Linked DNA regions of Homo sapiens: region 2 is linked to region 1. Evidence: read pairs that join two places in POLR2A ChIA-PET (ENCODE). Cell type or tissue: GM12878. All regions are shown on one strand. Links, peaks and the distances in the headings refer to the core of each region. The heading gives the core; the rest is flanking DNA. Region 1 overlaps DOCK2 (dedicator of cytokinesis 2). Region 2 overlaps DOCK2 (dedicator of cytokinesis 2).

Region 1 (4,392 bases), core at 296-4,295:
TCAAACGGTTTGTTTCTCCCTCTCTGTGTGCCAAGGAAACCACAGAAACCAAAAACACAAATGAGGCTGCATCTTGATCTGTAGGGTTAATGCCATCTATCAGAAATACCACAAAAACACTGAAAAGGTCAAGGAAAGTCCAGGAGGGGAATAACCAGTTAGTCTAGTCGTGTTTAACTCCCCTACAAAAGAGCTGATGAACTGCTGAGAAAAGCTGTCACAGGAGCAAAGAGGCACAATGATAACCAGCATCACTTGGTGGTGACTGTGGACGAGGCCATCTTTTTAAGGCTGTGCTATTTTATATGATCCTCATGTTCCCAGTGAGCCACATTTTAGAAAGCTGAGGCACAAAGAAGTTTAGTGATTTTGCCAAGCCACCACAGTAGTGAATAGTCCAGCAGGGCCTTGTGCTCCAGGGGTCATGCTCTTATCCACTACGTGATTCTGTAGCAAGAGGCCACAGGCTATTAAGGTCAAGTAGAGTGGTTTCTGGAAGGGACAGCCTTGACCTGGGTTGAGAAAAGTGGGAAATACTGAGGGTCAGCTGTTTTGTAGACTGCACCCCGCTGAGGCTCCCTGGGGCCATTTGGGAAGCTGGGTTCCTGGCATGATGCTGAGTGTTCCACAGAGAGGGAAGCCTCATTCCTGACTGTATTTTTTCCTCAAATCCTTCTGAGCACCCTTAATCTGCAGAAAATGGGTTGGGTACTAGGGACACGGCAGTGAGCTCAGACATTCTCCCAGAGCCCACAGAGTAGTGAGGGAGACATAAAAGAAAGGGGTGAGGCCAGGCGTGGTGGCTCACGCCTGTAATCCCAACAGTTTGGGAGGCCGAGGCAGGCGGATCACAAGGTCAAGAGATCGAGACCATCTTGGCCAACATGGTGAAACCCTGTCTCTACTAAAAATACAAAAATTAGCTGGGTGTGGTGGCACATGCCTGTAGTCCCAGCTACTCGGGAGGCTGAGGCAGGAGAATCGCTTGAACAAAGGAGGTGGAGGTTGCAGTGAGCTGAGATCACGCCACTGTACTCCAGCCTGGCGACAGAGCAAGACTCCATCTCAAAAAAAAAAGAAAGAAAGGGGTGAATTTCAATGTAAGGTGGTCATGGTGCATATCTGTAGTCTCAGCTACTGGGGAAGCTGAGGTGGGAGGATCTTTTCAGCCCAGGAATTTGAGGCTACAGTGAGCTATGATCGCACCTATTAATAGCCAGTGCACTCCAGCCTGAGCAACACAGTGAGATCCCCATCTCTAAAAAACAACAACAACAACAATAAAAAAAAAAAAAAAAAAGGAAAAGGAAAAAGTTAAGAGCAGGGTGGTAAATACCCACCAAGAGGAAGTCGGGGTGCCGCAGGAGTCCCTTGGAGCAGCATGCATCCCTGATATGTTTCTGTGGTGGTGTGAGTGTGAAGGCTGGTGGCTAAGGGAGCCTCCTCAAGGGCAGGGTTGTCTATTGTGAGCTTGGAAGAGAGTAGGAGCCAGCGGGGGCCGGGGGGCAGGGGGCGTTCGGGTGGGCACAAGTGGGGAGATGGGAGAAGGGAAGTCACTTCAGGACACAGTAGGTACAAAGGCCTCCAAGTATGGAGATAAGAGGAAGCAGGGCTCTTTTGTGGAACTGATAGAAGTTCAGACTTCCTAGAGGGTCGAACTTACTCGGGGCAGGGGGAGAAAAGAAGTAAGTTTGGAGAAAGGTGGGTGAGAGCTCGGTCACTGTAGCAGGAAGTTTGGACTTAACCCTAAGAGCAGTGGAAGCCTCCAGTGGGTTTTAGGGGAGGAGAAACTGGGCGGAGTGGCTCATGCCTGTAATCCCAGCACTTTGGGAGGCCGAGGCAGGTGAATCACCTGAGGTCAGGAGTTCGAGACCAGCCTGGCCAACATGGCGAAGCTCTGCCTCTACAAAAAATACAAAAATTAGCTGGGCGTGGTCCTGTAATCCCAGTTACTCGGGAGGGCTGAGGCATGAGAATTGCTTGAGCCTGGGAGGCAGAGGTTGCAGTGAGCCGAGATCGTTCCATTGACTCCAGCCTGGGCAACAGAGCAAGACTTCGTCTCAAAAAAAAAAAAAAAAAAAAAGTTTAGGGGAGGAGAAGGTAAGACATTTTCTGGGGCTGCCTAGATCCTTTGTACTTTCTTGGGTAAAAGCAGCATACTGACCTAGCCTTTGGCAAGAAGCCTGATGATTTGGTTCCCAAGAGACAGTACTGCTTGGCTTCAAGCAAGTACTTGAAAGCAAGGAGGGCTTTCCCCTCAGTCTTAATGCTAGTTGTCCCTTCCTTTTTCTTGCAACGCTGGGCTTGCTGAGTAGCTGAGATGTGTTGTATTTTTTAAAGAGCAACTTGTTCTCTCTAAATCACCTACCTGTCTATGGAATTTCTACCAGTGTGTTCAAACACCTCTCCAAAGTCTCACTTCTGGGCAGCTTCCCTTTAATGGGGGTGGTGGGGAAGGGTGCAGACAGGCAGGGGAGGGCCTGAGGGAGTGAGGTGGGAAGGGGTTGGCAGAGAGCTCAGGCCTTTAGAGTGCTGGCGACCTCAGCAGCACCATCATCTCATTCTCTCTCATTCACATGGAGGCCTTCCAACCAGCCTCTCCCCCTAGTGAGGGCCCCGCAGTCCTTTAAGAAGGCTTCCCATCATTTAAACAGACAATAAGTCTGACAGATACCGAGGGTGGCCTCAGCTCAGCGAGCATTAACTGTATTAGCTACATTGGAATTTCCATCAGTGACACTGTATGGAGCTAATTTGTGGGTTTGCTAATCCCCAAGTCACTCCTAGTAGCAACACATTTCTGTGTGGGAGGGCCTGCCCAGAAGACTATGGCACCTTCACTGCTCCACGGCTGGAGCAGCTCAGTGTGAGGGAAGAAACCGGCTCTGGAACCCGAGAGACCCGGGTTTGAATCCCAGCTCTGCCACTCCCTAGCTGTGTGACCTTGACTAAGCAACTGAACCTCCCTGAGCCTCAGTCACTCATATGAAAATGAAGATAGTAGTCATGACACTCTCATGGGGCTGAGGTCAGGATTCAGGGAGGCCGTGCAGAGTGCTCAGTAAATATGAGGTGCTGGCATGTATTTTCTACAGTGGGTTTAGGAAGGGTTGCAAACTCACATGGCTTCAGGGTGACACAAGTGGGTGAAGCCAGCTGGGAGCAAGCTAGGCAGAGAGAAATGTGCCACAAAGGGGACCCCTGCTGTCAGCTGCAGCCCCAGTTGGTGAATGAAACCCAGGAGCAGTACTGTTAGAGCCAGTGTTTTTTTTTTTTTTCAGGAGAAGCCAGAACTCTGTGTTAAATATCCCAACTTTTAAATGTTGGAGACTGAATTAAGCTTTTAAAATCATCTGGGGGCAAACCAAACACATCTGAAAGCCAGCTGCCCCTTGGCAACCTCTTGCTTTTTCTTTCTGCAAGAAGTGGTTTAAAATTGGGTCCTCAGTATAAATAGCTCGAGGCTGCCAGGCAGAGTATGTTGGGAGAGGACAGTTTGTGGCAAAATAATTTAATGCCCCCACCTCTCTGAGGGTAATGTCACTCGCTCTTCAAGTCCTGTATACGGGCTTGAATGATGTCCAGAATGGAACTGAAATAGAGAGGGATGGGTGTGGGGTAGGCAGGGACTGGACAAACCATCCAGGCTGTGTGCTGTCATACAGCACCTCTGGGAGGGGCCACTAAATGGCAGCGTCTGCACCCAGGAACTGCAAACCACCCAGGTGTGCAGGGCTCACCACAGCTGCGATTGGTCCTCTGTCCTTTTTGGACTTGAACAAAGTGAGAACACTTTGGGGCAGATGTAGCAGCCAGGAAGATTTACTTTCTGACAAGAGGATGTCTAAACATTCATTCACAGTCAAGCTGATTTCCTAAAAACAGCTGTCTTGAACCTGACTGTATCTAAAATGTCTGTTGCCTTCGTTCAGAAAGCCTCTATTCTACTTTACCCATCAACATTTTCTCTTACACAAGGTTTAATATCTCAGCAGGTGTTGACTGGTTGGAAGTAGATGGGGTACTAATTATAAATGAATGCAAAGACATTTTTCTTACACTAAGAGTTACCAAACGGTCCTGAGTTCGACCTTCTTTACATTCATTCGTGCAGTAAATCCTCAATGAGCGATTACTACATGCCAGGCATTGTGCCCGGGGCCGTGGATAGTCAGAAAGTTCTTTCTGACGTCAAACGCAAGCTTTACTGTCAGCTAAGAGAGCCTCAGTTTCCTCATATGTAAAATGAGTATGATCATAGTACTGACTACTGATTATTTCAAAGGCTCCCAAGCCAGTGTGTGCACATGGCCAGCATTCAATAAGCATTAGCCAGCAAACGGGCGTTCATCTCAATTAAAACCACCATCATTTGGGCTTGGTACTGTTATC
Region 2 (4,392 bases), core at 137-4,136, 170 kb before region 1:
ACTGACAGGTTTTCCAGGATATTTTGTTCACCATACTGTCAGAAATGGAAGTCTTTAAACTTCACCCTACAGTCAGAGTGATCTTTCCACAGTTCAAATCAGATCACAGTACTCACCTTCTTAAAATCCTCTTATTTCTTTTTATTCTTCTTAGGATGAAGACAAAACCTAATGTGGCCTGCAAGGGTCTCCTGGTCTGGCCCTGTAGCCCCTCTGGTCCCCTTTGACCTGACTTCCCTAGGTGAAAGGAGAAGTCTTTCTCCACTCTGGAATTGGTGGCTTTCATTCAGCTCCTCTGATTCTCTCAGCTCCCTTCTGCTGTGGGGCCTGTGCACTTGCTGTTCCTTCAACCTGAACTGCTCTTCCCTCTCCTTCTTACCTAATTTTCTCTTATTTATCTTTCCTGTGTCCTCTCAAGCATCACTTTCTCAGGGAATCTATCCCTGTATTTTCTGGCTAGGTCAAAGCTCCCTATTTTACCTTTTCATTGCCCACGTATTTTGTGTTTGAAGTACATATCACAGTTTCTGTTTTACATGTATAGACGTCAGTTTTTATTTATTTGTATAAATTCCTTAATTGCACAGTGACTGGTGCATAGTAGATGCTCAGCACCGTCATTGGCACAATAACAAAAACACATTTTTGTTAGTTGAATAACTTATCTTATGGAGACCCTAAGCACACCTACTTTAGCCAAGTAAAAGCTGCCGGTATTAGTCTGTTCTCAATTGCTATAAAGAACTACCTGAGCCTGGGTAATTTATGAAGAAAAGAGTAAGTTTAATGGACTCAACACTTCCACAGGCTGTACAGGAAGCATGGCTGGGAGGCTTCAGGAAACTTACAAACATGGCAGAAGGTGAAGGGGAAGCAAGCATGCCTTAGCATGGCAGAGCAGGGGGGAGAGGGAGAGAGAGAGAGAGAGAGAGGGAGAGAGAGAGTGAGAGAGAACCAAGTGGGAAGTACTACACACTTTTAAACAACCAGATCTTATGAGAACTCACTCACTGTCATGAGAACAGCAAGAAGGGAATCTGCCCCCATGATCCAATCATCTCTCGCCAGGTCCCTCCCCCAACATTGTAAATTACAATTTGACAGGAGATTTGGGCGGGGATGTGGAACCAAACCATATCACAGCCCTTCTCCTAGAATTGAGAGTCCATGATTTTTGAGTTTTTATTTCTTTCACCCCTCGTGGCTTGCTTCCTGGGGTAAAGTGATGGGTCTTTTCACTGGTTTCAGGCCAGGTATGCACAGCTGGGTCAGCAGGGTCTGGTAGCTGAAATGCAGCCCTGGATTTTAAAGCTCACCTGTTTGGGTCAGGGGCCTTCTTCTTTTATCAACTTTTCCTCCTCTGATATGTTTTAATGTAATATTCTAGTGCCTCTCCATTGCAGTAAGTGTTAGAATGTGACCTCTCCTAAACCCTAGAAGTCCACACAGGGTGTGTTAAATGCCCTGCACTGGTTTGCACCCCAGCCTTTGTCTGCTGTGTGCATTGCATGCCCAGATTTTCTACCTGGGCTTTTGTCATGGTGTTCCCACTTTGGAAGGCATCTGTGGGTTTCTCAGCCTGGAATATAAAGATGGTGAACAATTTTTCAGTATATGGGTATTTCTTAACTTTTAACAAATTGCTCTTAAAGCCTGTAGCTTCCAAAACACCTTTAACTCAGGATTTATTCATCCTTACATTCAGCAACAATGCATCACATACCTGTCCCATGCATACTGGGCCATAAAACTTAGTTTCTTTTTTTAAGCACATGAGTAGATAATGAAAGTTTCTATCTCAAAATAAGTTCAAATACGTGTCTAGTGGTAGAACTTTGGTTTGCATTAGTAATCACATGTTTATCCAACACATATCGAGTAGGCCACTATGCTAGGTACTAGAAATATAACAATGAACTGGACAGACTAGTGGAATTAGACAAAGGTATGAAAGTTTTTAGTGTAGTTGAGAAGAGACATGAAGCAGATAATCATGTGGGTGCATGTAAAATCAAGGGGAAATGCATGTGAGGTGCCCTGGGATCATGCTATGAAGAGATCAGCTTTCATCACAGGGTCAGGAATACTTCTCTGAGGAAGTACCATCTAAGCTGTGACCTGAATGATGAGTAGGAGTTGGCAGGTGAAGAGGAGGAGGGTGTAGTAGGTGAAAATAAAGCCAGAGGGAGCTCCCTGAGATAGGAGGGAGTTTGACCCAAAGGAACTGTGGAAAGTCTAGGGTGGCTGGAATTCAGTGACCAAGGGATAGAATGACTGGACATTGCCTAAAAGGGTAGGAAGGGGTGGCTCTTGAAGAACCTTGAGTGTCAGGCCATGACCTCTAGAAATTATCTTAGGGAAATGGGGAGCTGTGATATTATGAAGTGTATACTTGGTCTTTGATCCTTTTTCCTGGCATACATGTCCTAGAATCCTTAGAATCTCCAAAAAGTGATGTCTTTTTGCATGCTAATGAGTTGACTGAAGCCTGGAAACCCTTAGGTAGTTTCAGGATGAGGGGTGGCCATCTGAAAGAGCAAGGCAGAATTAGAGGGTTGAGACTTTCAGCCTCCCCCATAGGGAGGGGAGAGGGTTGAAGTTAACTTGATCACCAATGGCCAATGCTACATAACAAAGCCTATATAAAATCACAAAAGGACTGGGTTCTGAGAGAACCCAGCAATTCCAGACAGCTGAACACGTGGCACTTCCTGGAAGGTGGCATTCCTGGACCGGGCATGGAAGCTCCGCATACCTTCCTCCCCATTCCTGTATCTTTTGTAATAAATACCCTTTATATCAAATAGGTAAATGTGTTTCCCTGAGTTCTGTGAGCAGCTCTAGCAAGTTAATCAAACCCGAGGAGGGAGTTTTGGGAACTCAAATTAATAGCCAGTTGGTCAGAGGCACAGGTAAAACAACCTGGGCTTATGATTGGCATTGGAAATGGGGGGCAGTCCTGGGGACTGAGCCCTCACCCAATAGGATCTGACTCTCTCCAGGTAGATAATGTTGGGTTTGGACTGAATTAGAGGACACCAGCTGTGTCCACTGCAGAATTCATTGCTTGCTTGGTGGTGGGGATAGACTCTCGCACATTTGTTACAGATGTCTTCTGTGTTCATGGTTGCGGCATGGGAGCAGAGGGAAAGTAGCGTGTGTTTTTTCCACTTAGGAATTTTTAAAGGATTTTCAACAGGAAAATGCTATGATCGCATCTGTGTTTTTAGAAAGGTCCCTCTGACCATTATGTAGAAACTGGATTGAAAGAAAATAAGAGAGAGGGAAGGGACACTGGTTCAGAGACCCCCACAGGTGAAAGGAAATGGAGGCTTGGTCCTCCATGGTACTGATGAAGATGGAGAGGGGTAAATGGCTTTTGGGGTGGAATTAATGGGTCTTGATGACTCAATAACTTTCAAGCAATTCAAGATAGTCCCTTCTTAGCCCAAGGCTTTGACTTGGGCACCAGTGGGGCCTTTAGGCTGTGCTTGGAAACTAGAGGGTGTTTTTTTATTGTCCAAAAACAGGCTTGGTTTTGGACAATACATGTTCTGAAATAGATAGTAATGTTCATTTTCAACTCAGGTGCTTAAAAAAGAAGCTAAGTCTTATGGGCCAGTATGTATGGAACATGTATGTAACGTGTTATTGCTGAACGTAAGGAAGAACTCTTTGACAATAGAAGCCAGATAAGAATCCTGGAGAATTACCTCAATGGTAAATAGTTTACCTAAAGATGAGGACACAAGGGCCCAGACAGGAGTGATCTAAAGTCTGAATGTCTGTAAATGCTAGTCTGGTTTAGAATTCACTCAGTCCTGTGACCGATACCATTGCTCCTTCTGTTACCCTGTCCTCTGCGGGCAGCCTGGTGGGCCCTTGGTCATCCTACTGCTCAAAGAGGTCTCCAGGCACTCAAACCTCAGTGTGTTTGATCTCCACATTCCTTGGGTGTTCCCAAATTTCAAAACAAAGAGTTTTATTGCACATGCATTTTTAAAACTGGCACCATTAGCAAGGAAAATGTTAAAAGAAGAAATCACTTAACTACACACACCAAATGTCAGGGCTCTCAGTGGAAGAGCCTGGGGTTAATTATCCTTTTCAGGAAGCCATGGAATCAAAGGATGAAGTTCAATGCTCTTGGCATGACCATAGTTTAGAGTAATAATAACTTGGCATTTCTTGGGCCGTTGTGTCTCTAGCTGCAGTTTATGCCAGAAACTGGGAGGCAGGTGAAAAATCAGCATCTTGATTCTGTAATTGTAGAGGGAAAATGGCCTCTAGTTGTATGTGACCTTCAGTTAGATTCTCCAGCCCCAGCCTTATTCCCACATGAGAATGAGAAATTTCAGGAAAGGCTTTGGAGAAATGGACTGTTGTAGGAAG

What was found. ChIA-PET counts read pairs that join two places held together with the same protein. Peaks named below come from ENCODE experiments on the same cell type or tissue, not always from the same donor. Only the 100,000 strongest peaks of a DNase experiment are listed, where the experiment ranks them.
Region 2: POLR2A ChIA-PET joins it to region 1 with 9 read pairs; 1 of 35 experiments calls an interaction of 5 or more read pairs at or near these places.

What each region holds. Positions count from the first base shown.
Region 1 is chr5:169,902,030-169,906,421 of GRCh38, forward strand. All of the region lies in intron 27 of DOCK2 (dedicator of cytokinesis 2), which reads left to right. The region is part of intron 1 of INSYN2B (inhibitory synaptic factor family member 2B); the gene reads right to left. Among named protein-coding and RNA genes, the nearest start is that of INSYN2B, 76 kb to the right of the region's middle. In GM12878, for the core only: no CTCF peak of the experiment used is centred there; a DNase peak (open chromatin) is centred at 2,242.
Region 2 is chr5:169,735,041-169,739,432 of GRCh38, forward strand. The region is part of intron 22 of DOCK2 (dedicator of cytokinesis 2); the gene reads left to right. Among named protein-coding and RNA genes, the nearest start is that of DOCK2, 100 kb to the left of the region's middle. In GM12878, for the core only: no CTCF peak of the experiment used is centred there; no DNase peak of the experiment used is centred there; H3K27ac peaks cover 933 bases.